Regions from separate parts of the Mus musculus genome. Here all the other regions are linked to region 1. The links are chromatin loops, found by intact Hi-C in ENCODE. Cell type or tissue: left cerebral cortex. All regions are shown on one strand. Region 1 holds the start of Gabra5 (gamma-aminobutyric acid (GABA) A receptor, subunit alpha 5). Region 2 has its middle 7.6 kb from the start of n-TEttc7. Region 3 has its middle 150 kb from the start of Ube3a.

Evidence for each region. Hi-C counts contacts between places; a loop is a spot of excess contacts. Peaks named below come from ENCODE experiments on the same cell type or tissue, not always from the same donor. Only the 100,000 strongest peaks of a DNase experiment are listed, where the experiment ranks them.
Region 2: it touches region 1 in a loop (2.8-fold over the local background); 5 of 42 quality-filtered maps call a loop at or near these places.
Region 3: it touches region 1 in a loop (4-fold over the local background); 6 of 42 quality-filtered maps call a loop at or near these places.

The regions. Positions count from the first base shown.
Region 1 is chr7:57,506,903-57,514,902 of GRCm38, reverse strand. It overlaps Gabra5 (gamma-aminobutyric acid (GABA) A receptor, subunit alpha 5), which reads left to right and starts at 4,894. Exons shown (of 11, transcript NM_001362162.1): 1 at 4,894-5,163; 2 at 6,346-6,405; 3 at 6,765-6,924. The coding sequence starts at 6,839. In left cerebral cortex, CTCF peaks have their summits at 1,759 (motif pointing left) and 4,842; DNase peaks (open chromatin) are centred at 1,732, 4,878, 5,945 and 6,083; H3K4me3 peaks cover 2,209 bases; H3K27ac peaks cover 1,636 bases.
Region 2 is chr7:58,387,718-58,395,717 of GRCm38, reverse strand. No RefSeq gene overlaps it. Among named protein-coding and RNA genes, the nearest start is that of n-TEttc7, 7.6 kb to the left of the region's middle. In left cerebral cortex, no CTCF peak of the experiment used is centred here; a DNase peak (open chromatin) is centred at 3,166.
Region 3 is chr7:59,076,137-59,084,136 of GRCm38, reverse strand. No RefSeq gene overlaps it. Among named protein-coding and RNA genes, the nearest start is that of Ube3a, 150 kb to the left of the region's middle. In left cerebral cortex, a CTCF peak has its summit at 3,841 (motif pointing right); a DNase peak (open chromatin) is centred at 3,839.

The DNA.
Region 1 (8,000 bases):
ACCTAGAAATCTCAACATATGCATCCATCTATTCATTGATATAAAAATCTAGCTTTAAAATACTATCTCTATTTTAAACCAATCCCAGCTAATTACAGAATGGCTCATTTATATGTAGTTTTCAAATGACTAGTTTCACCACTCAGATTTAAATAACGCAAAAATCAAAGAAAATAAATACCAGATTGAAGACAGGCACCGTGTGCTTTCTCCCCACCCCTGCCTTGCTGTCTGTCTTCTTTTGCCCCTGCTGCCCATATGCATTGTCAGGTTCAATCCACTATTGCTTCCCTACAAATGTGACTGCATCTCCTATGTCAGTCTTGCCCTTTCTGTTTCCTTAACAATCAAATCATCTTCCATGTGCTCAGAGTGCTCATGTGTTGGCTGTGCAGACCTGTGATCGTCTCTCTCTGTCAGTGAGGTAGCTGCTGCAGAAGTGCATGCAGGGCTGCCCTGTGCTGCCTTGCTCACCTGTTTGCTGTTGGACTACATTTCTCTCCTCATGTTTGCTCAATGATAGTTGCCAATGTGATTCTTGCTTAGTCTGGTACTTGTGACATCAGAGCTCTTTAGAAGCATCTAAAACTTTTAGGAATAAATCATTTCCTTCATCCGTGCTCATCTCCTGCCCAAGCCCTGTACACCCAGCTCAGGTCATCTGTGACATTACCTTGCACTGGAGTCTTTATAATAACACAAAGAAAATGTATAGTTTCATACTTGGGTTTCTCATTCCACACATGTGGACTCTTAGCTTGCAGTGTACTGCATGCCTCAACCAGGCTCTGCTTCATGGGCAATCACTGATGATTGACATGCTATGCCCTTAAGTCGATCTACTTTATAATTTGGAATATGTCCACACAGTGTAGTAATAAATGTATGCACTGTCTCCTGCAGTCTCATCCTCTGTCCTTGTGTGGGGTTAGGAACTCTTAAAGTTCACCCCTTCAACAAATTTTAAATATCCAACACGATGTTGCTAGTTAGTGTTACAGTGCTCTCTCTCTCTCTCTCTCTCTCTCTATATATATATATATATATATATATATATATATATATATATATATATATATATATATATATTCCTACTCACATATACACATATGCACACAGACATATCCATACACACATAACCACATATGTATGGTGACATACTAATACAACATCTATATCCCATGCAAGCTGATCAGTTTCTTTTCCTTTGAGCTATATTTCCATGCCTGCTCCCATTTGGGGTATATATCTAAAAAATTTCCATAATGCTCATTTTGAAAAGGTATCTATGCCTCCATGTCCATTTGAACATTTTTCATAATAGTCACAATATGGGAGTTAACATAAGTGTCTGCTGATCATTGAAAGCATAAAGAAAAATGTATAAATTATTTGAAATATTCTCTAGCATTAACAATGAAGGATGTCCTGATGTTTGTAACAACATGGATGACATGACAGAGACGCTAAGTAAAATGAGCCAGGCATTGAAAGAAAGATTCCACATAGGCTCACTAATATGATGCACCTGTCATGTTTTAGGTAATGATTCTGCATCCACCTACATAAACACAGCTACCACTCAGCCTCTGTTGTACACGTATTATTGTATTATTGGGATACAGGGTCAGTACTTCTTTCAGTAAAATGTACCTCCATCCATTACACAGCTACTCTGAGAGCAACTATTTTAGGTTTTCACATTAGAAATAAAATGCAGAATGAGCCAACACGGGGGTTATGTGGAACTGGGGTGCCCTCTACTGTTTTCCAGACTTAAAGCTACGATGTTAAATTTCATTCAATAAAAGGAGAATTGCTAATGAACAAATAGGAATGTGGCCAATAGATCATTATTAACCAGGACAAACACTGCATCCAAAGTTACCCCAATTTGTTGAAAGAACATTACATAGATTTCTGGAATTGAATGTTTCTGTAAGCCTTGAGTTCTTGGTTATCATTCTTTCAGCTCCATCTATGTTGAATATTTTATAACTGTCTTATAACTGTGTTGAGTATCATGTAAACATTGCTGGGGAGAGTGTGACACCACTTCATCATAGGAAGGGAGAAGGAACTTAGGTAATATGATCACACACAAGGGTTTGGTTGGTGATGGCTTGATTTAGAGATAGTGTTGTAACCTAGGCTGACTTCAAAATCACAGCTCTCCTCCAGCTGCCCAGGTACTGGGCTTCTAGGTGTGTGCCCATACTCAGTTTCATTAGTTTTAAGTAATTGATCTTATTGATCATAATTTTCATTTTTATGTTTAAATGTGTTGTCATGAAAGGATGGCCCAAAACACTGAAATAGCGAATGTAGTCTGTCAAAAGAAAAGCTTGACAGTTAATATTTAGTTCATGGAGAATTAATATTCATTACTATGACTACACTATAAAATCAGGGTCACTCCCTTATACAGGAATTTACCATCACTAGGAAGAAGGAAGTTTCAGACCAAAGGAGGAACCAGAATAGATACTTAGAACTATAGCGAAGTTATACCCATACACATGTATTTACAATGGCCTAAGGGGAAGGTGGACTATACAATAGACTAAAATAGGAACTATGGCAAGTAGCCCTTGACCCTGGCTTCTAAGATTAGTGAATCTTAGGTAGAGCTCTTGTTTATCCCAGTTGTTAACAATAAATTCTATCCCAGGTAGTTCCCGTTAGACCTTTTGTGTTTGCATTCCTGTTTTATGTAAGATTCCGGTTACCTCATTTGTACCTTGCGAATATGTCACCCAACTTCCTTATTGTCTTCTGCATAAAAAGTCTGATGCTCAATTTGAAAAATACATCCAGATTCCACACGAAAAAAAAATATTCATTACTATGATAAATACAGAAGTTATTTCATTAGTACATGGTTTTGTTTTTTCCAAAATAGTCCTAGCCACTTTGTGCTCAGCTTTCCACTCACTAATTGTTTAAATCTTCCTGCTTGCATTATGCTGTTTAGTTAAGAGAATAGCAGATGCCTTGGCATTTGTAAATCTAGAATTAACACACAATAAGTGAAAAGCCTATTAAGCTAGTTATAATTTCAAATTGACTGTTTAAAAATTTGGTGATTTTAATTATTATGTTATATTTGCATCCACCATGATGAAAAAAAGTCAGAATAGACAAGTTGCAAGAAGAAAAGGTCCCTTTGAGGAGGAGTCCTAGGGATTTCCGTGGCATTGCCTCTGAGTTTGTGGCTAGTTAGTCCTCTGCAGCTGGGAGGGCAGGGTTTCAGGATGGTGCTCATCAGGAGCAACCAGTAAAAGGAGGGGTTGCCCTCTATTCCCTTTCAAGGGTACACTTCTGATGGCCCAGCACCTAACACCACTCCCCACCTGCCTCACTAGCAGGTAATCAAGACTCTAGAACCCGAATCTTCAGGGGACCTTCAGAATCTTAACTATAGACTACTCAGGGAACTTTATCCTAGTGGCACATCTTCAGAGAACTCAGCAAATGGAGAAATCCATGTGTGCAATTTATCCATCTTAGAAAAGCCACTTGAATGAATGAATATGTTCTATCAAGAAGAATCCCTTGTCTCAGAGTCATTTAAGACTATGGCTAACTATATAGTCATGGTAAGCTCTATTACATGTGTGCAAAAAAGGTAATACTTATATCCTGTTTCTGAAATAATTTTACAGGTTCTCATTTTGGAAAAATCAGAGTTTCTATAATGTGTAAAAGTGCCATTAAGTACTTTGGCCCAACTGGAGAATGGGTAGAGGCTTGGGTGGGCTTTTCTGCTCAGCGCTGTTAAAGAAGGATCCAACAGGGAGAGAGAGATTTGACTGTTCGTGCTGTCACTTAGAAGTCACTGAACAGTCTGTGCCCCACAAAATTTGCAACACCGAAGCAAACCCCAGGATTTCGATTCAAGTCTTTTCTGGTGTTTTGTTTTGTTTTGGACAGGTTAGCATGGATACCAGGAGGGCATAGAACTCAGTAGACTGCACAATAACCTTGAGCTTCTGCTCTTCCTCCTGGGTTCTGGGATTGCAGGCATATGCCAACAGTGCGGGGATTACATAGCGCAGGGAATGGAACCCAGTGCTTTCTGTACGCTAAGCAAGCTCTAAGCTTACTCCAGTGGAAACAACACACTGCAGTAGAGAAAGGAGCTGCCTCCGCGTCCAGTTTGTGTAACATTTGAAAGGGCCTTTTCTTCCCAGTCGTAATTGGTCCTGGCTGCCCTTGTCTCGCATAAACTATGATACTGACATTGGACCAACACGTTAATCAACCGCAAGTGCCCGCTGAGAAGGTAATATCTTCCTTCCAGCCCCCAGAGGGGCACAGAAAAGCTTTGCACCGCCTGTGACCTACTTTTATATCTGCGACCCCATACTCTGTATCTGCATTAAGGATGCTATAGCTTATCAAGGAATGAGTCTTCACTAACGTCCTAAACATGCACTGCTATTGTGAAAGGGTTTCACTGTAAGATCCAGCAATAATTACTCTTCGTGAATTAAATGATGAGGGTTCTCTTGCACCAGTTTCTTTCTGAAAAGAATGGCTGGGTAAATTCAAGGTTGCTCCTGAGTTAGAACAAAAAGTGCTGGCCATCCTACCTGACATAAGCATCCACCTAGGTTACAGATGCTGATGTCAGTCCCCACACCTTGCCTCCTCTGTCCTAAAAGGTGACTAGCGATTATTCCAGGGGGAACCAAATATGCTTCCAATGCCCACAAGCAACTTCAGCAGAAACATGGTCTTTCCCGAAGCGGGTCAGACAGTAGCTCCCATGCCCGCTTCCTGGGCTGAGCGGGGGCCGGGGGCCGTGCATTTGATGAGAGTCTGGCGGCCTCTACCGGGCGCCTAGGCAGAGGGACGTTCCTCAAACCCAGAGACGACATGTGGCGCTTTGGAGAGGTGAGAGCGAGCGCGAGTCCGCCGGGGGCGCTGGGGGAATCTGCAGCGGGGCAACGCGCGGCCTCAGGCGCGGCGCGGAACAGAGCCGCAAGGCGGCAGCGGGAGCGCAGGGCTCCGGGGCTCCTCGGCGCCGAGCGCCGGGCAAGTTCGCTCCGGCAGTATGGGGCGGTGACACCGCACCAGCCAGCCGCGCAGGGACAGCGGGCGGCGGCGAAGCAGGATGCGCCCTCGCCGACGGCTCGCCAGCCGGGGCCCGCGCGTAGGGTAAGGAGCTGCGGCGGCCACCGTTGCGGGCACCCCGGCCTCAGAATCAGGAAGAGCGCAGGGCAGTTGGGCGCTCTCGGATCCCGCAGTGCAAACTTTGCCCGGAGACTGCGGAGGCCACCAGCACGGAGGGCAGGGGATCCGGTGGCGCGGCTGGACGGGGCTGTGGGCGCAGCGCCTCCTGGTTCGCGGTGGACAGCAGAGAGCTGCTGCTTGCGGCCGTCGTGGAGCTCGCCGGCCTGGAAGGCGGCTCCCGCTCAGGAGCAGGGGCGCGCGGTGGGCGCGGGCCCCACTTGGTGTCGCGCGCCTGTCGCGCGGGTTGCTCGAGGCCGGGCTCTGGCTGCGCCGCCACTGCACCGCGCGCAGCAGAGGAAGAAGGCGCTGCCTGCCGAGCGCTCAGCTGGCGGGCTTGGGGGCTAAGGAGGTCTGGAGGGACGAGCCTGAGGGCAGGACCACCAGAGGTGTCCGGTGGCGCTGCGGAGCGGCAGCAGGTGCGGGGTGGCGGAGGCTGCGGCTCCGCAGTGCCACCCCTTATCCCACCTGCGCTGTGCGCCAGCACTGGTGAGCTCGCACCGGAATCTGGGGGGCCCCAGGGAGAGCAGTCTCGCTGTGGGGATCGAGAAGTCGGGGGCTCAGGGGCAGCAGAAGGCACCGCCCGGGTTTTCCTGCATGCGGCGCCGCGTGCTCGCCGCCTAGACTCGCCTGGCTACCGGCGCCGAGCCCTAGGATTCGCCCAAGCGACCACCGCATGCCAGCCTTCTATTCTTGAAGGGAATCTCAGAGGGCCTTATCCTTCGAGATGGAAGTACCTGTTGTGTGGTTTTTCAGTTCTGGACTTTGGGGTTGGGGGGTGTCTCCGTAGAAATGTGTTTCTTTTGGAACTCTGGCTTGCTCGTGTGCATTGAGCATCTATTTGCGTTATGCGCATGTTGAGATGTTATGTGCCTTCTCTAAGGTTGCTGCTGGCCCAGGGTCAGTGCTTGCTTGGATTACCACTGCGCTAACCAGCGTCTAGCTAAGAACAGAGATATGTTCCAAGTGTCGTGATTACTAAGCCATGTAGTCCTGGGGGCAGAATGCCAACCCAGAAAGTCTGACCCTCACCGGCAAGTCTACCATTGCGATCCTATAGAAGACGTGTTTCTGACATGTGCCTTTCCCCCTCTTCCCACACACTTTCAGCACCTTGCAGAACAAGAAGCAGCTTGCTGGCTTTGAACGTGTGGCAAATATTTCAGAAAGGTAAATTTATCTAACTTGTGGATTTGATAGATGCAAAATGCAATTGTCAGATAACTTTGAGACCTATGTTAATAATTGGGTCATTTATACCCTGCTAAAACAGTACAATATTAAGGGATGCAATCAGTCTATTAAAACGACTGTACACTCTGTAAAAGTGAACTAAAGCTGCAACTGTCACCTTTTTACACCGCCTTGCTGCCCAGAGGAGATGGTGCAAACTGAGCTGGCACAGTCTGCTAGTAACAAGGGCCAGGCTTCAGTCTTTGTCAGCTTCACTGTGGCAGCAGCATGGTTGGATTCACTGTAGTGACGGGAACATCCGTGTTCATGTGTTTCTCCCTTTTGTCTACTTTCAGCGTCAAGATCAAGTTGGAGGCAAGAACAGTTTTTCTTCCAAATTCATCTGCTTCGACTATTATTCTTACTGGGAATGGACAATGGAATGCTCTCTAGATTTATCATGACCCAAACCCTCCTTGTCTTCTGTATTTCCATGACCTTATCCAGTCACTTTGGGTAAGTTATCCCACGTGCTCTCATTTTGTGGTCTTGGGGGCTTGTGCTATTGTGAAGCCCTGCAGAACAGGACAACCCTTTGGTTGCCACCTCTGCAGTCCTGTACCCTTCGGTTTGTGGTGAATATGTCTTGACCCATGCTTTCTTCCTGAGCAAGGCGGTTTCTGGTTGCAGGGTCTCAGAAATGAGTTAGACAAAAGAAAAGAGGATTTTTACAAGTGGAAGCAGAAGATGGCTTAAAGGAAGCTGTTTCCTCCTACTTGGGTTGGAAGAGATTCAGAAGTTCATGTGTGTTAAGGACATCTGCTGCTGTTAGACAAGTGTGCCACACTTCCATCCTCTCCTTGAGTCCATTATGTCACTGATTTTTATTTTTCAAGCCAGGCTAGTGCCTGTGTCATGGAAAGGGTTCCACAATAGTCTTGGCCTGAGCCATGTACAGAGATCATAAACTATGCCTGGCTTACCCTCGAGGTTCTGGAAATGTCGTTTCGCCTGACCTCTTTCATTTGTGCCTTTAGCGTCTCTGTACTAATGCTAGCCTTTCCTTGGCAAACTAGTAATACCTCACACTCAAGATGCATGCGGTTAGAAGGTAATCAGTGTTCCTCTTCTCTCCTGTGTCCCTCACTGCCCCAAATTGTCCTGGCTAATCAGAAGGCTTGCAGGTTGAAGTACTCTCACTGCACAGAGTGTGCCCCTTCACTTCCTGTTTACCAGTGCTCTTTCCCAAGGGAACACTTCGGATACTTTTAAAGGACTGCAGGGCGCAGTCACCTGTTTCCATTTATATGGCTAGTATACGGGCTACTTGGCAGGTATTCACAGGCCCACTCTGATGAACAAAATTCCCACGAGGGTTCGTGCTTGTGCCTGGGGCAGTTAAGATGTATTCTGAGCACCCGAGAAAACCTTGTCCATCTGTATTCCCTATCTCTTCTCATCTCCCCTTTTACCCCTGTTATCTTTCTTTCTTCTTTTCTCTTCTCTCTTGCCTCATCTTTCTCATATCTGTCTCTGTTGCTTCTATAGGTCTAGCTCTGTCTCTGTCTCTTTTCCCTCACCTTCTCTTCTTG
Region 2 (8,000 bases), 880 kb before region 1:
ATTTCCACCATGAAAACATTAAACCCCTAAAACACAGCACAGTCACCCTCAAGGTAAAAGCCATAACTGATTTCCTACCTTGTCCATGCAAGAACACAGCACAGTATTCAGCACATGTATGAAATTTTTTGATGGGTGGAGTTTCTTTCCAGTGATGTAAGATTACTGTGTTGCATGCCAGCATTCTGTTACTGTAATAAATGCCTGAGATAAATCAATGTAAAAAGACGAGGAGTTAATTTTATCTCACAGGTCCAGAGGTTTCAGCCCATGGCCATTTGGCTCTCTTACTTTTGAAGCAAGGTGTGGCAGTAAGTATGATGAAGATCCCCTACCCCTCATGCTGCTAGAAAGTGAGAATATGTATTATTATTAATTCTCTGGTCATACCATATATTTTGATCATATTCATCCTCCATATCTCTCTGTAACTCCTCCCAGATCCACCCCCAACTTCATACCCTCCAACGTTCTTCTTTAAAACAAAACAAAACAAAACAAAACAAAACAAAAACAAAAACAAAAAAGAAAAAACCTGTTGAGTCTAAATATACCCATATATTTTGCAGGACAAAAAACTTTTAGTTTCATGAGATCCCACTTATTGATTGATGGTTCTTTTTTCCTGGGAAACTAGAGTCCTATTGAGAAAGTCATTTCCTGAAGCTGTGTTTTGACTTGTACTCTTTATTCTTTCTTGTAGAACTGTTAGGGTTTCAGGTATAACACTGATATCTCTAATCCATTTGCTATTTATTTATGTACAGCATTAGAGAGAAGAATCATGATTAATTTTTCTACTTGTATATATCCAGTTTTACTGGCACCATTTTTAAAAGATCCTTTCTTTTTCTCCATTGTGTATTTTCAACATCTTTGTCTAAAAACAGGTGACTGTAGGTATCGGATCTTATATCAGAGCCCTTGGTTCTATCTCATTAAACTATCTATCTGTTTTTGTGTCAGTACCATACTGTTTATACTTTTTTATAAAATCACAGAACTATTAGAACATGGCCTTGGGACTTGGAAAGGGTCAGAAGAAATGAGGTTCCCAGAAGCTGAAAGTCACTTGTGGGATTCAACCTGGGGCTGTAGGGCAAGAGCTCTAAGCTCTTGTTCCAGCAGCTCTCTCAGTTCCATGGCCCTTGTTTGGTACATGCCCTCCTTAGGGTATTCCCAAGTTGTTGTAAAGCTGCCTGACTTGTCTCAGGTCTTCCGTCTAATGATTTTGTTAGTCCATGTTCAGCACCTTTAGTAGTTGTTAATCACATACTGGATAGTAACTTCTGGCATTCTAAATGTGGTCTGTGTCCTCAGCCTTTTTCCTTTTCAGTCTGATTCTCTAGGGAGTCTCCTAGCATGACCTTTTGCTTAAAACCTTCCATTCTTGAAGGAGAATCAGTCTTCTGCAGTGAAGAGCTTCCTGGTGGCTTATCTAATCTCATGTGGTTAGTCCTAAATATGTATCCGTAAAGAAACACTAAATGGATGCCATGAGATATGACTTACATTTGTATAAGCACAGACCAAAACAAGTCCATTTGTCACTCACAAAACACCACGTGTCCTTTCCTTGGCTAAGATTAGCAACTACAAATCCTTGTCAGTTTACATCACGTGGGTCTCTAGTTTGTTTGATTTTCCTATAAACTAAATTATTTGAAACCCTCCATTGTAGAATGTCCTCCACTCTCAAGTGGTATCAGAAGACAGCAGTCTTCTGCTTCTTTAGGTTTTTCCTTAACTTACCCAATCAGAAGCTGAATCATGTAGCTCATTTCTAGCCCTGCTAGCTAACACCCCCCACCCCCGTTTCTATATTGTATACACTCCCTTCACTGTACCTAGTCATCAACCTTTGTTAAAGCAAGTGTGACCTGCTGGTCCTTCATTAAATCACAGTGGCATAACACAGCCGAGGCAGCCTCAGTGCTGCACTGCTCTTACCTAAGCAGGTCTCCAATATTTCATAGGAAGCTTTTAGTATTGGGTTTATTTTGTTTTCTTGTGTGTTAGGATGTAGGAAAAATTTAAATTATACTTATTTATTTGCTTACTTGGGCTTTTTGTTTGTTTATTGATTTATTGTTGGGAAGGAGACTGGGAAGCATGCTAGTACCATTGCACCTATGAGGAAGTCAGAAGACAAGCCTCTGAAGTTGGTACTATCATTCCATCAGAAGAGTCCAGGGGACCAAACTCAGGTCATGTGCCTTGCCACCAAGCACCTTTACCCTCTAAGGCATTTAACTGACTAGTAATTTTTACTTACTCATCCTTAGTTGTATTTTTTCTGTCTCAGCATTGCATTCTAGCATGTAACATGTGGTAGTCTAATACCCTTTTTCCAGCATGTGTATCTTGGACCCACGATGGAGATGCTTCATCTGTACACTTACAAGTACTGAGAGAGTAAAATTTTTCCTAAGTAGGATCCTGAGGAGTAGGTTAGCCTAGGATCATCTCAAATCTTTAGCCTTTTTTTTTTTGTATGCCTGAAGTTTGTGCTTTTTGGAACTTTGTTAGAAAGCTTCTAATTACAAAAGCTTAACTTTACCAACTTCCTAAGATTAAGAGCACACAGGAACCACTACTGCAGACACACAGTATTCTTGGTATAATTGTACCTGCCCCATACTCAGATTCTGGTTCATGTTTTGTCTGCCCAACTCTAACTCTCACTCTGGGCGCATCTTTTTGTCATAGTTTCACTAAGATGACTCAAACCACAGTGCCAACCTCAAGAAACCGTTGGCATACACAAAGTATTCATCTGAGAAGCACTTCAGAATAGGAAGAAAGCCTTGGCTGATAGGAAAAAGTGGCTCCCACACAGGTCCTTCTGAAACAGCTAAGCTGATGAAAACTGTGGAAGATGACCCACTATGAAACATGTTTAAAAAACAAATATTTCTGAAGACTCACTATGTCTTTGCTGACAACTGTAAGCCTTTTATTCCAGACATGACTGTAAATAATATATTGTCCAATGAGTCTCTGCTCTGGATTTACATTGTGCAAATCTAGACACTGAATTGAAAAAAAAAACTTTACAAGAGATTTGCTTAAAAGAGAGCTGGCTGAGTTTCACAAGGGAGGCATTTCTCCTCTCATCTTAGTCTTGTGGGCGTTTTGATCTTATGTCTTGATGCTCTCAGAACCCCCATTCTGTCAAAACAGGCTTTCAGAAGCTCTTTGCTGAAGCCATATAAATGACTTTCCTCTTTCTTTCAGAAGAAAGATACATTTTTATTTTTAATTATGGTGCTGGGGATCACTCCAAGGGTGTGGGGAAGATAAGTACTCCAGCACGCAGACACATCTTCACTGACTCTCGGTGCCTTTCTGAAGGCTATTTCTCATCTTTCTTCTCCCTTATGAGAAACTTGATACTGTAACTTGCCAAAAGCGATTCATTTCTTCTCAGTACACTCTAAGAGCTTTAATACAGCTATATTGTATACAAACATGTCTTAAGAAAAGAAGAATAAAAGTTTTCATATTATCTTCTCCCATGTACAAAGTCCATAGGCATTATGATAATAGAAATTACTACCGAGAGACAATAAGAGAATATTCACCAGGTAGTGGTGATGCACGCCTTTAATCCCAGCACTGGGGAGACAGAGGCAGCCAGATTTCTGAGTTGGAGGTCAGCTTGGTCTACAGAGTGAGTTCCAGGACAGTCAGGGCTACACAGAGAAACCCTGTCTCAAAAAACAACACCAAAAAAAAAAAAAAAAAAAAAAAGAAAGAAAGAAAGAAAGAAAGAAAAAGAAAAGAAAGGAAAGGAAAAGAAAAGAAAGACAAGAATATTCACTCTTAAAGAAAAACTTTGAGTCTGGAGAGATAGTTCAGAGGTTAAAACACTGGCTGCTCTTCCAGAAGGCTTAGGTTCAAATCCTAGTACGCACACGACAGCAAATAACTGTACTTCCCAAGAATGCCATGCCCTCTTCTGGACTCCAAGCACACCATAAGATTCACAGACACACATACTATTTTTGTGACTTACTCAAAGTTTAAAGTTTCATGTGTGAATTATTATTCAGTTGCACACAATGGCTTATCTCACCCCAATTTATCTTCCTTTGCCTTTGGTTTTCCCTCTTTTTCCTCCTGATTCTTTCTTAAGGTTTGATATTGTGAAATTAAGACTCACTAATTTCAGAGGAGAGAGGCTGGAGGTTAAATATTATCGCCCAAAGCTGGCGATTCCTTCAACCATGCATATGTAGTCAAGTCTCCACAAGAATCCACTAGATATGACCATGCAGCTCAGTGGTAGAATGTGCAGTATGCACAAGGCCCCTGATTTTATCCCCATCACTGTAGAGAAAAAGAAAAAGAAAACCAAAACAGCATCACCCTCCATCCCCCCTCACACCACCAATAAAAACCCCAAAGTAAAGGGTTTACCACTTTTCTATTATCTCTTTCTATGCACCCTCTGCAGCATCCTTTATAATAAATGGAATTCTCTGAGCCTGTCTAGCATATTAATTGAACCCAAGAAGGGAGCTATACTAATTCTAGTTTAAAGCTGGTGAGGTGGGTCAAGTACACAGGTGAAAACAGCATAGGCTATCAGCTGGTACCTTCATGAGGAGGGTAGATTTTGGGAGCCAATGTTACCTCTTGGTCAATGGTATTAGAACTGACTTGAATTGGTGGCTTCAATGAGGATATTTTTCTTCTTACAAGAAATATCATTGTGTACTATTTAATTATTTATTACATATATTTGTGTACTTCCTTGATTTTCCACAATATGACACACTAGTCTTATCTTATATACTTCCCATATCAGTCTCTGAAGCAACCTTTCTCCAAGGAACTCTAGTCCCATATAATGGAGAATAGAACCCAAAACTAAGACCTGGGTGCTATATGTGCTCTATGCCTCTAGACTCTTTTTCCTGAAAAAGCAAGGAAGCTCAAATATTCACAACACTAGTATGTTCCCACAAAGCTATCACTATTTTATGCTATCAACCTATATGGAGCTAAGTATGACTTAACACCGACTCTCCAAATTGAATCTATCATCTGTGGCTCATTTTAGCCTCATCCCATTTCTTACACTGTCCTTTCATCTTCTAGAGTGCCTTGGTTTAAATCCAAACACCCACAATTGTAACTAACAATTGTCTATAACTATAGTTCCCAAGGATGCTATGACCTTTTCTGGCCTCCAAGGGCAGCAAACAATATATATGTTGCACAGACATGCATTCAGGTAAAATATTCATGCACATAAAATGAAATAAAACTAAAAAGAAAAATGTTGGCACACCACCCTCCTTAACAACTCCTTAATAACAATGTTCATGAATGCAGTAACTTCTTATTTAGCTAGCACCTAATCCACTGGAATATAATATTACAAGTACAACATTTATAATATCACCATGCAGAATACTGAACCTCTTCCAGATGTTTATGCCATGAGCCTTACCTCTTCCATTCATTTCTACAATGATTCAGGGCAGTGGTTCTAGCTCTCTGCAGTGATGTGACATGTAGGATTGGCTTTCTTTTATCATGGTGCACTTTCATCCCAAAATCTTGGATATCCTATGTATTTTTTTTAATTCACCCAAATTAAAGTTCTCTGATCTAAATCACTACATATCAGTTTAACACATTCCTTATCATTGCATCATACACAACCTTGTGCTTTAACTAACTTCCCTAGGTCTGAGTTGGGAACAGAATGTTAATCCTAGCAACCAGAAACTCTGTTGGCTAGAGATTCCAAGCTACAGTCCTCAACAGGGTGCCTGCCATTGTTTATGTGAGGGACAGGGCTCTCTGGATTCTAACATTATATAGATAAAGCAAGCAGGCCCTAAATCAATATTAAAGCATGCAGCCTCATGCGAACTGCTTGGGAGTCTTAAGTGACTCCTCCATTTTGCATCCCACCGGCAAGGGGTGTGAGTTCTTATTCAGTATCCTTAACAACCATTGATTAAGTCAGTATCATGGATTTTAGCTCTAATCGATGAGAAGTGCTATTTGTTGTTGTTTTAATTAGCATTTTTCAAAAGACAGATGATGCTGAACCCCTTCTCATGTGCTTGGTTGTCCTCTTCTTTTTCTGTTCTGCTCTGCCCTGTCGCTCCATCCATTTGCATTGGGTTTCACAAACATTGCCTTGCAGAGCATACACAATGTCATGTGCTTTTTGCTTTTTTATAGCCTTAAGCAGGCCAAGCAGGGTAGACTGTACTTGAAGATCAAATGTCATGTGTAACTATGAAAATATCTATCAATTACCATAGTTTGGGTTTTGAATACCCCCAGAGAGTCCTGTGTGAAAGTTTGCTTTCTTGGCTTGATGCTATAGGAAGGCCATAGACACATTTAAGAGGCGAGACCTAACTAATAGGAAGTGTAAGGTTACCAAGGTCTCCTCCATCAACAAGAATTGTGGGACACTCATGGATCTCCCTCATTTCCCAATCCTGATGAGGTGATCTCTTTCTACCAGCAAGTACATGCTTATATGGATGGATTGACCATAACAGCCAACTAACAATGGACAGAGTCCCCTATCATTACTAGACCAAATAAGGCTTTTTCTTATTAAGCTTATAAATCTCATGTATTTGTTACAGTAACTGCAAGATGACTAATGTATCAACCCACATCCCATCCAGGATTAGCCAGTGCAATTTGTTAGAATTTCTTCCAATATTTCTGTCTCTTAAAGGATTATTTTTTACCTCCATATATTTTTACATTAAATTTATTTTTATCTTTCTCTTATTATACCTCATGTTAAAATAAACCACATAGTTCGTAAATCTCTGGCCATTTTAGATGAAATGTTAGAATCGAACATGCTGTGTAATATTTTAATAGCCTTTAAACAGTTCTTTATCGTGCACATCCCCATTGCTTCTGCACAAAGGTGCTAGCATGCTATTGATGGGACCTGGAGCACTCCCGGGGTCATCTCACACACAAAGGGAGGCCAGTGTACTCATCTCTTCTGTGCTGACTGACTGAGAGGTACCTAGTTTTGCTTTAGATGTATTTAATTTTCTAGTAAGCTTGAACATTTCCTATTGTGCTTAAAAATTAGTTTCCTAGAATAGTCTTTGTAAAGTGCTCATTTGTGGACTCCAAGATGACTTGCTGTGGTCTGAGTCACAGCCACAACTGCTTCTCCATCTGTCTCGAAAATATCCCTAATCACTAAGTAAGGCCAGGAGAGGGGAGGTGCCTGAGCCCCAGCTTTCAGGCCCTTTAAAGTCAGATCATCATAAAGGCAGAGCTGTTATTCCCACTGGGGAAGCACAAGAACACTACCACAATTTTTGAGACAAATTTGAAGCAAGATTTATTAAATACTGCCAGGATTATTGATACTGTCCAGGTCTGTACATGAGATTCCCAGAGTATGGTTCTGAATTACATTAGACAGAGGCTTATAAGGGTAAAACTCACTAAGCTACATATTTTCCATCTTTGTCCAGTCATGGGTAAGTATACATATCCAGGTACTTCCTGCCTGCATGCCTCCTGCCTACTGTCATCAATCAGATACTGTGCAGTTGGCACAATCAAGATTATTTAAAGAAGTAAAAATGCTTGGCTTGTTATCTTGCATGGACAACAGCTCCCAGCATTCTAAGAAGTTATTTGTTCTTGGTCAAGTGGGGATTACAGGTTGGAGGCTTTTTTTTTTAAAAATAGATCTCTTAAGCACAGTAATTTAAACTTAAAATATAATATTAGTCATCATACAGACCATTTGTGGCTGAGCTGGCTTAAGGTTATCTCTTGGGCCTATGAATCTTTATTTGTGGCCCTGAGATTATTCACAGGGCTTAGTAAGGACAATATGAAATGTGACATGCTTTCTTGGATTCAGGCTCTGTGTTAGATTATTATCAATGACCCATTAATAGAAAACAGCTGACCAAGACCAGGAGGCTCAGTGAAGACTTCACATTTCAGGTGGACTAAATCAATTATCTGGCCAA
Region 3 (8,000 bases), 1.6 Mb before region 1:
TTGTGATATTAAAAAATAAATTACCTAAGCAAGTGTCTATGTTACTATAATAAGTCCTATAAATACTAATATCCTGAGTAAATATTAGGCAGTAATTATATAAGCATGTAGTATATATTCAAGAAATATATATTTAAATGTGTATCACATTATTTTGCTGAGTATTTATGTCCTGTATTCATACTGAAGCCTGAATTTAGGGTCTTGATCATGCTAAGCACAACTTCTACCACTGAACTGCACCCCTACTCCAAGCATTCATACTCAAAGACATAATAACACCATTATTAGTGTTCACATTCCCAGATTAGCTAGTATTTTTCTAAGTACTGGCTGTTTATAGAGACAGACAATTATCATAATAGTTGATACATCAATTTCTTACACTAATGGTGAACACTAGGTGAACCATTTGCTAATATAAAAAGCAAACCTTCCAAGAAAAAAGTCCACTCACTTATCCTTGGTTTATTTTGCTGGTTCTGAGAAATTCTGTGGTTCAGAAACCTGAGACCAGAGAACTCACCGCTATTAAAAATGCTGCCTTGGGTCCTAAGAATACGTAGTTGCAATTCATACCTTTTTGCCCAGAGGGTACATAACTTCCATAATATTTACTCTATATCTTCTGCATTAGAGAAGCCATGGTTGAGGACTGGTCCAGTTCCTGAATTTAGACAACACTAAGGAGATCTTAGACATTGGATCATAAAGTATCACTAAATCCTTAAGTCTGCATTGTCCTCTATCTGTTTGTAAGTTGTATGTCATGAAAAAAGAGACAAAAATCAAGAGACTGGCATTATTATTTTCTAACTTGGTGACCCTGATTTTCTAGATGTCATTGGGAGACAGAACTACCTTTCTGTACAGCAGACTCTACTATTGTGGTGTGCCTGGAAAGAGAAAGGGTGCAATCTGACGTATTCAGGCATGACAATGCCAAAGCCACATCTTGTGATTCAGGTTTATTATTCCTGGAGGAAGGAAATTTTAAGTTCAAATTCTGTTTAGTTTATACAATGAGCTTAAAGCTGTCTTATATTAACTTCCTGAAACCCTGTTTCAATGAGTAGTAAAAATAAAAACAATAAAAGAGAGGAATGAGGCTATAACTTTGTGGTAGACCATGTGTCCAGCTTGCCAAATACTGGGGCTGGAAAACAAAGTTGGACAATTAAGATAGGGGCTTCAAGGAGGAAATGGGGATTTGACACTTTTACAGAAAGTCATTAGAATATCTCTGTGTAGATTTTCCTTTGTGAGGAAGAAGAAAGACAGAGATAGACATTGAACCCAGGACATTATGCATGCATTCATGCTAGACTTCCATTTTTTAAAATTTCAGTGAGTTGGTTTTTCTACTGAAGCTGTTTATCAGTTAACTTCAAGTTAATCAGATGTTCAATTTTCCAATTTTGATAATATCTTGTGGCTACTTGTAAGAACTTTGGGTTTCAGTAGCTCTTACTTGACCACCAAGTGGAATGATTCTGCATTACTCTTGGTTGACATGGACTGATGCACTCATAAAAGCAAATATTTTCACTAAGGGAGCCCTTTCCATGGATCATGCCTTGTATTGAGGGCATCATGTGGGTTACCACATTTATTCCCTGTGTGACCCTGGAATCACTTCCTTAGTTTCAGAGAAGATACAGAAATTAAAGGAGCTCCATAACAGGATAAAAATTTGGCTTAGGATCCCCAAAGTTTAGTTTATTATGTGGATATCTGTATATATTTTCAGGTATTCTAGAAAATGATCTGTTTGTGATTTCCTTCTATGTTGAGTAAGAATTTCTATTTTATGGAAACAAGCTATGGAATGGATTCACAATCATTTTGCAGCTAGAAATATGCATCTTCTCTACCACTATGAAATGTGTAGATTTAAAAGTCTAATGCTAATGTACAATGATGATATAAAAAATTTAAAAAGTAGTTATTATTCCAAAATGATACGGAGTCATATGCTAGTATAAGTAGATTATTCATATCTTTAAATCAAATATATTTTGCATCTTGAGAAACAAAAAACTTAGAGTACTTCATTAATTCAACCATTGTTTACCCATCCATCCATCCATCCATCTACCCACCCACCCACTAATCCATATATGCTGAAGATCCAAACTCTAGTCCTCAGATGTACACTGCAAGAACTTTTTATATTTTACATTTAAACAATCCACATGAACAGAGAACCACTGAGCAGATCATTACAAGTTTTTATCAAGTAGCTGGGGCTGAACAAGGGGATGACGATAGAAGTAGCATGAAAAGTGAGAGGCAAGAAAGAATAGGTGAATCCAAAGTTCAACAAGAAATGAGGATATAGAGTGATGGGGATGAAGAGTGAAATGCAAACAGGAGTTCTGGGTTTGTATGTTGCAGGGCCAAGCTCTGCAACACAAGTTCTGTGTATACCTAAACCTGGGGCAGTCCTTTCCTGCATCCAGGTCTTGGGAAGATTCCAACTGCTCAGCCCTATGAAGGCAAGTTAGCTGTAAAAGTCACCCCTTTTGTGGTTTGAATAGGAGGCCCATCAACTGGTGGTATTTGGCATTTACCTTTCCAAGGGTGCCAAGTTTCCTCTGACTCCAGTGATAGTGGTGGCAGGATGTGGATGGAAGGAGGGGAGTCCTCATCAACCTTCATTCTCTGGACATTTAGTCAATAATTCTCAGCTTTCATTTTGAATATGATTTTATCTTGTTGGCCTTTAAAAAACAACATTGCAAGAAAAACAGAACTATAGAACAAAATGTAGTCAAGGTTGCTTAACTATGAAAAGATTGATATTTCAAGTATATTGCCTCTAAAACAAGTAGGACTATATCAAGTGAAAAATATACCTCAAGGGGGAGATAACCAGAGTTTGAAGAGGCACTAATGAAACTGATAAATAAAGAACTTTAAATAGCTAATATTATTATGCATTATTATATATAAATTGTTATTATTATATATTATTTAATATACTATTAATTATAAAATCCTATTTTAATTTTAGTTTTATTTTATGTATGTGTATCTTTGTGGGCATATGTGCTCATGAATACTGATTCCTTCAAGACTAGAGAAGATATGAGATATCTTGGAGATGGATTGAGCAGGCCAGTGCTGGAGCTAGTAATCAATCTTTTGTTCTTTGCAGAAACAGTAAGAAGTCTTAAGTGGTAAGACATGTCTCCAGCCTCCATTTCATTGTCTTAATCAAATGTATGATTTTCCCAGAATATTATCTCTATATTCATTATCTTAATTTCATTTTTCTTTCTGTGATAGAGCACAATCACAAAAGCAACCTTTGACAAAGAGTTTACCTTACCTTATAGCTTATAGCCCCTCAGGAGGCAAGTCAAGGCAGGAACTCAAGCACGGCAGGAACCTAAAGAAAGGAACTGAAGCTGAGACTAAGGAGGACTTCTACTTATTGACTTGCTTCTTCTGGTTTGTTGAGTTTTCTTTCCAATAGTATCTCTTTCCCAGTGGTGACACCACCTACAGTGGTTGGGCCCTCCTGTATCAAACATTTTTCAAGAAAATGAGCTAGAGGTTTGCCTACAGACAAGTAAGGCATTTTCTCCGTTGAGGTTCCCTCTTCTCAGATGAGTCTAAGCTTGTGTCAAATTAACAACAACAACAACAAAAAAAAAAAACTAACAACAACAAAAAAAACCCAACAGCAAAACAATCACATTAAATGCGAGTCCTATCTCCGGGTCTCAGACAAGCTGCTCAGTGTCTCTCCGAAGGGAAACCCCAGTGAAATCTAAGTTCCGAACCCTGAATATGGTTGACATGCACTGGAACGACACTCTGTTGTTACCAGCAGATGTCACTGTTTACATGTAAAACTTCAGCAGCCCCTCAATGCTTTTACATTAGTTTAATTTGCATTTTCTTATTCTAAAACAAAACAAGCTCACTCACAGTTTCTTGTAAAGCCGTATCACGTCATAATTTTTCTTCTGGAAAAGAACTGTGTGTCCTCTAAGGAAGAATCATACATGTGAATGGAGACACACTTTTTCTATATTTAGTTACACTATGAAGGCCCATCAGAAAAATAAACATCACTGGGTGTGGTAACACATATTATCAATTCCAGCACTGAAAGGCTGAGGTAAGAAGATCAAGAGTTTGAGGTCATCTTAAGCTATGTAGCAAGACTCTGTCTCAGTAGTAAGGATAATAACTGCAGAACACCTACCGATCATCTCAGGTTAGGTTCTGTGATTAGAAGCATCCAGAACCAGATAAAAAGCTCTCCTCTAGGATTTCGAAACCCCTTTTGAAGAGATTAGACTCAAACAAAATGTAGTACCTTAAAATGTTTGCAGTCAAGTCATGAAATAAAAAAATGAGTATTATTTTTTATTAGGAAGATTGGAAGATATTAATGGTGAGAGTAGGTGGAAAGATTTATTAAAAGGAATGAATTTATGAAATTCCTAGCCAAATGGATGGACCTGGAGGGCATCATCCTGAGTGAGGTAACACATTCACAAAGGAACTCACACAATATGTACTCACTGATAAGTGGATATTAGCCCAAAACCTAGGATACCCAAGATATAAGATACAATTTCCTAAACACATGAAACTCAAGAAAAATGAAGACTGAAGTGTGGACACTATGCCCCTCCTTAGAAGTGGGAACAAAACACCCTTGGAAGGAGTTACAGAAACAAAGTTTGGAGCTGAGATGAAAGGATGGACCATGTAGAGACTGCCATATCCAGGGATCCACCCCATAATCAGCATCCAAACGCTGACACCATTGCATACACTAGCAAGATTTTATTGAAAGGACCCAGATGTAGCTGTCTCTTGTGAGACTATGCCGGGGCCTAGCAAACACAGAAGTGGATGCTCACAGTCAGCTAATGGATGGATCACAGGGCTCCCAATGGAGGAGCTAGAGAAAGTACCCAAGGAGCTAAAGGGATCTGCAACCCTATAGGTGGAACAACATTATGAACTAACCAGTACCCGGAGCTCTTGACTCTAGCTGCATATGTATCAAAAGATGGCCTAGGCGGCCATCACTGGAAAGAGAGGCCCATTGGACACGCAAACTTTATATGCCCCAGTACAGGGGAACGCCAGGGCCAAAAAGGGGGAGTGGGTGGGTAGGGGAGTGGGGGTGGGTGGGTATGGGGGACTTTTGGTATAGCATTGGAAATGTAAATGAGCTAAATACCTAATAAAAAAATGGAAAAGGAAAAAAAAAAGAATGGATGAAAAATCTAAAGTGTGTGTTCATCTGGTTCACAGTGGAAAAGTACTGTTTTGTTGTGTTGTTTTTGCTGAGAGATGAAAATATACATTTAGATAATATAGCTAATGAAGCTATGAAAAATGAAATGGATTTCAGGGTGCTGTTATAGGATCTGGGAGTAAGAACAGAAATGTCAGTGATGATCAGCCAAGTGAGCCTGTAATCTCTCTGCTTGGGAGGCTGAGTCAGGGTGATTGTCTCAATTCCAAACTCAGTCTAGACTTCCTAGTGAGTTTACAATAGGCTGAACTACAATGTGAGAACCCATCTTACAGCAAACTGAACCAAACCAAAACATAACCAAACAACAACAACAAAACAATAACGAAAATAAATACATGAAAGGAAGTGAAGATTAGAACCCGGAGATAAAAGGAAAGAGCCAGTTATTTCAGCCTCTTGTCCAGGTACAGTCATTCTGTCTTCTTGTCCTTTCAATCCAACATCTGATCACAAGGTCAAATACTAAAACAACACCTTTAATTTCAAGGCCATTTCAACAAACTCTAGGATATATGAATGTTGTAGGTATACAAAAAAGAGAGTGACTTGAAGTTCATGAGCTAGGGTGACAGAGAATGACTTGGATAGGAGCATGTTTAGTCAATGCTAACCATCTTAACTGAAACTGACCTGGGCCAGTCTGCCAGATCTGTGAACCTCCAGAGTTTGAAAATGGAATCCTGTCTAGAACTATATTCAGTAGTCATGAACCTAAAAGCAGAAACATAAACATGGGAGACAGAGAGAAGACCCCAAGTTGTAATGTGGAGGTTCATGTCTTTAGAAGTCATGTCATTCTATTAAATTACACACATGTTATGTTTTGACTAAGGTTTGTCGCGAACTCACATTAGCGTTTGACAGATGTACGACCTGTGACAGATGACTAAGTCATTAAGAGGGGGCTGGATATGGATGCTAGAATAGGTAAGTAAAACCAGCTTCACTCGTCTTGCTTGTGTCTCTTCTACCATAACCAATTATTCTGCCCTGTTAAAAATCTCCACTGTTTTGCCAGGCACAGCCACTCAATCCTGGATTTCCAACTTTAAGAGCCAAGGGCTTATAAATTATTCAGGTTCATGTATCCAACAGAAAATTGAGAAAAGCAATAAATACATTCAGGAAGGAAAATAGCTAGGCATCTCTGCCTTGTGTGATATGGTCTTAAATTCTTAAATTCCTTTTCATTTCCAAGCCTTGTTGCATTCATATCATTAGGAAGCCTTGGATATGCATTTCTCCACTCATTCCATGGTGCTATAGTTTGGGTGTAGAATGTCTCTGAAAGGTTCTGTATGCTGCAGCCACTGGTACTACTGGAAGAAAGGCATTTTCAGGAAGTAGAGCCTAGTGGAGGAAGTTGCATCATTGGGAGTATGTTCTTGAAGGAGATATTGGGGCCCTAGCTTTTTCTTTATCTCTTTGTTTTCTGGCCCCAAGGTGAGCAGCCTTGCCAAACCCTGCTCCCATGATGTGGTCCTTCACCATAAAAAAGCCAGAGGGACATCTGCCCATAGATTGAAATCTCTGACATGTGGAGTCAAAGCAAATCTTTCTTATAATCTTATCACCCCAGATATTTTATCACAATGATAGAAAGGTGACTCACACACAGTTTCACCAAAATATCTGATATCTCCAAATGTTCCTCTTTCAGGAACCACTTTAAATCTCTGTAACATTGACATTTCAATATGAAAGACCCTGATCTCCATATAAGGAATTTTCTGGAGAGAGAGAGAGAGGGAGAGAAGGAGAGAGAGAGAGAAATAAAGAGAGAGAGAGAGAGAGAGAGAGAGAGAGAGAGAGAGAGAGAGAGAGAGAGAGAGAAATGTGGGATGTGGCACTGAATTTAATAAATACAAATTCTTTTCCAAAATGTCCTTTCCTTTCTTTCTTTCTCACATGGTTTCTCTCTAACCTTGACAAGCTCTTCAATACACATGTTCCATAGTTTGTTCCCTGTGTGTTGGGGATGAATTATACTTTTCAAGGTGGAGTGAGATAATAACTTATGTCAAGTTCTGTGAAACTGTATAGTTAATAAGCATGGTAGCACTAGCTCAGTGTTTTCCTTTCACCCCTGTCTTGGGGAGTTTGAGAAAATACCTGGTAAGAGAGAGAACAAGGCGATGATGATCATGAATATTTTGTTTTACCTGGGCTGGAGAGAGAACTTAGCAGTAAAGAGTAGTGGCTGTTCTTTTAGAGGACCTAGATTCCTAGGGAATCTTATAACTTCTTCTGAATTCTTCAGGCATCAGGAATATTGGTGATGCACAGAACATCTATATACATAAATGGAAAAAATAAAACTCTATCATTTGACTAGAGATAAGAAATTGATGGGCATGAATGTCACATTTCTAATCTGTTGAGTGGGTGTTCAATAAGAGTCAATAGTTCTTCTGTTTAAACCACATGTACTTAATTTGCACTCAGAGAAAGCTGGTGGAATTATTCAGGCCAACTGAAAATTAGAAAATAGGATGCCAACAAGGCCAAGGTTGTAAAAATACTGAGCTTTCAATCATAAATTAGCAAGAGAGGTCACTTTTATTGATAGCAAACTGTTGTTATGCAGAAATCTTTTTTAAAAAATCCCTTTCAGAGCTTGAATTTTATTTTTCTTAAAAACAAACAAACAAAACAAACTAAAAAATCTTTGGCTTATGAAGTTTCCCTGCCCAAAATGTAACAAAAA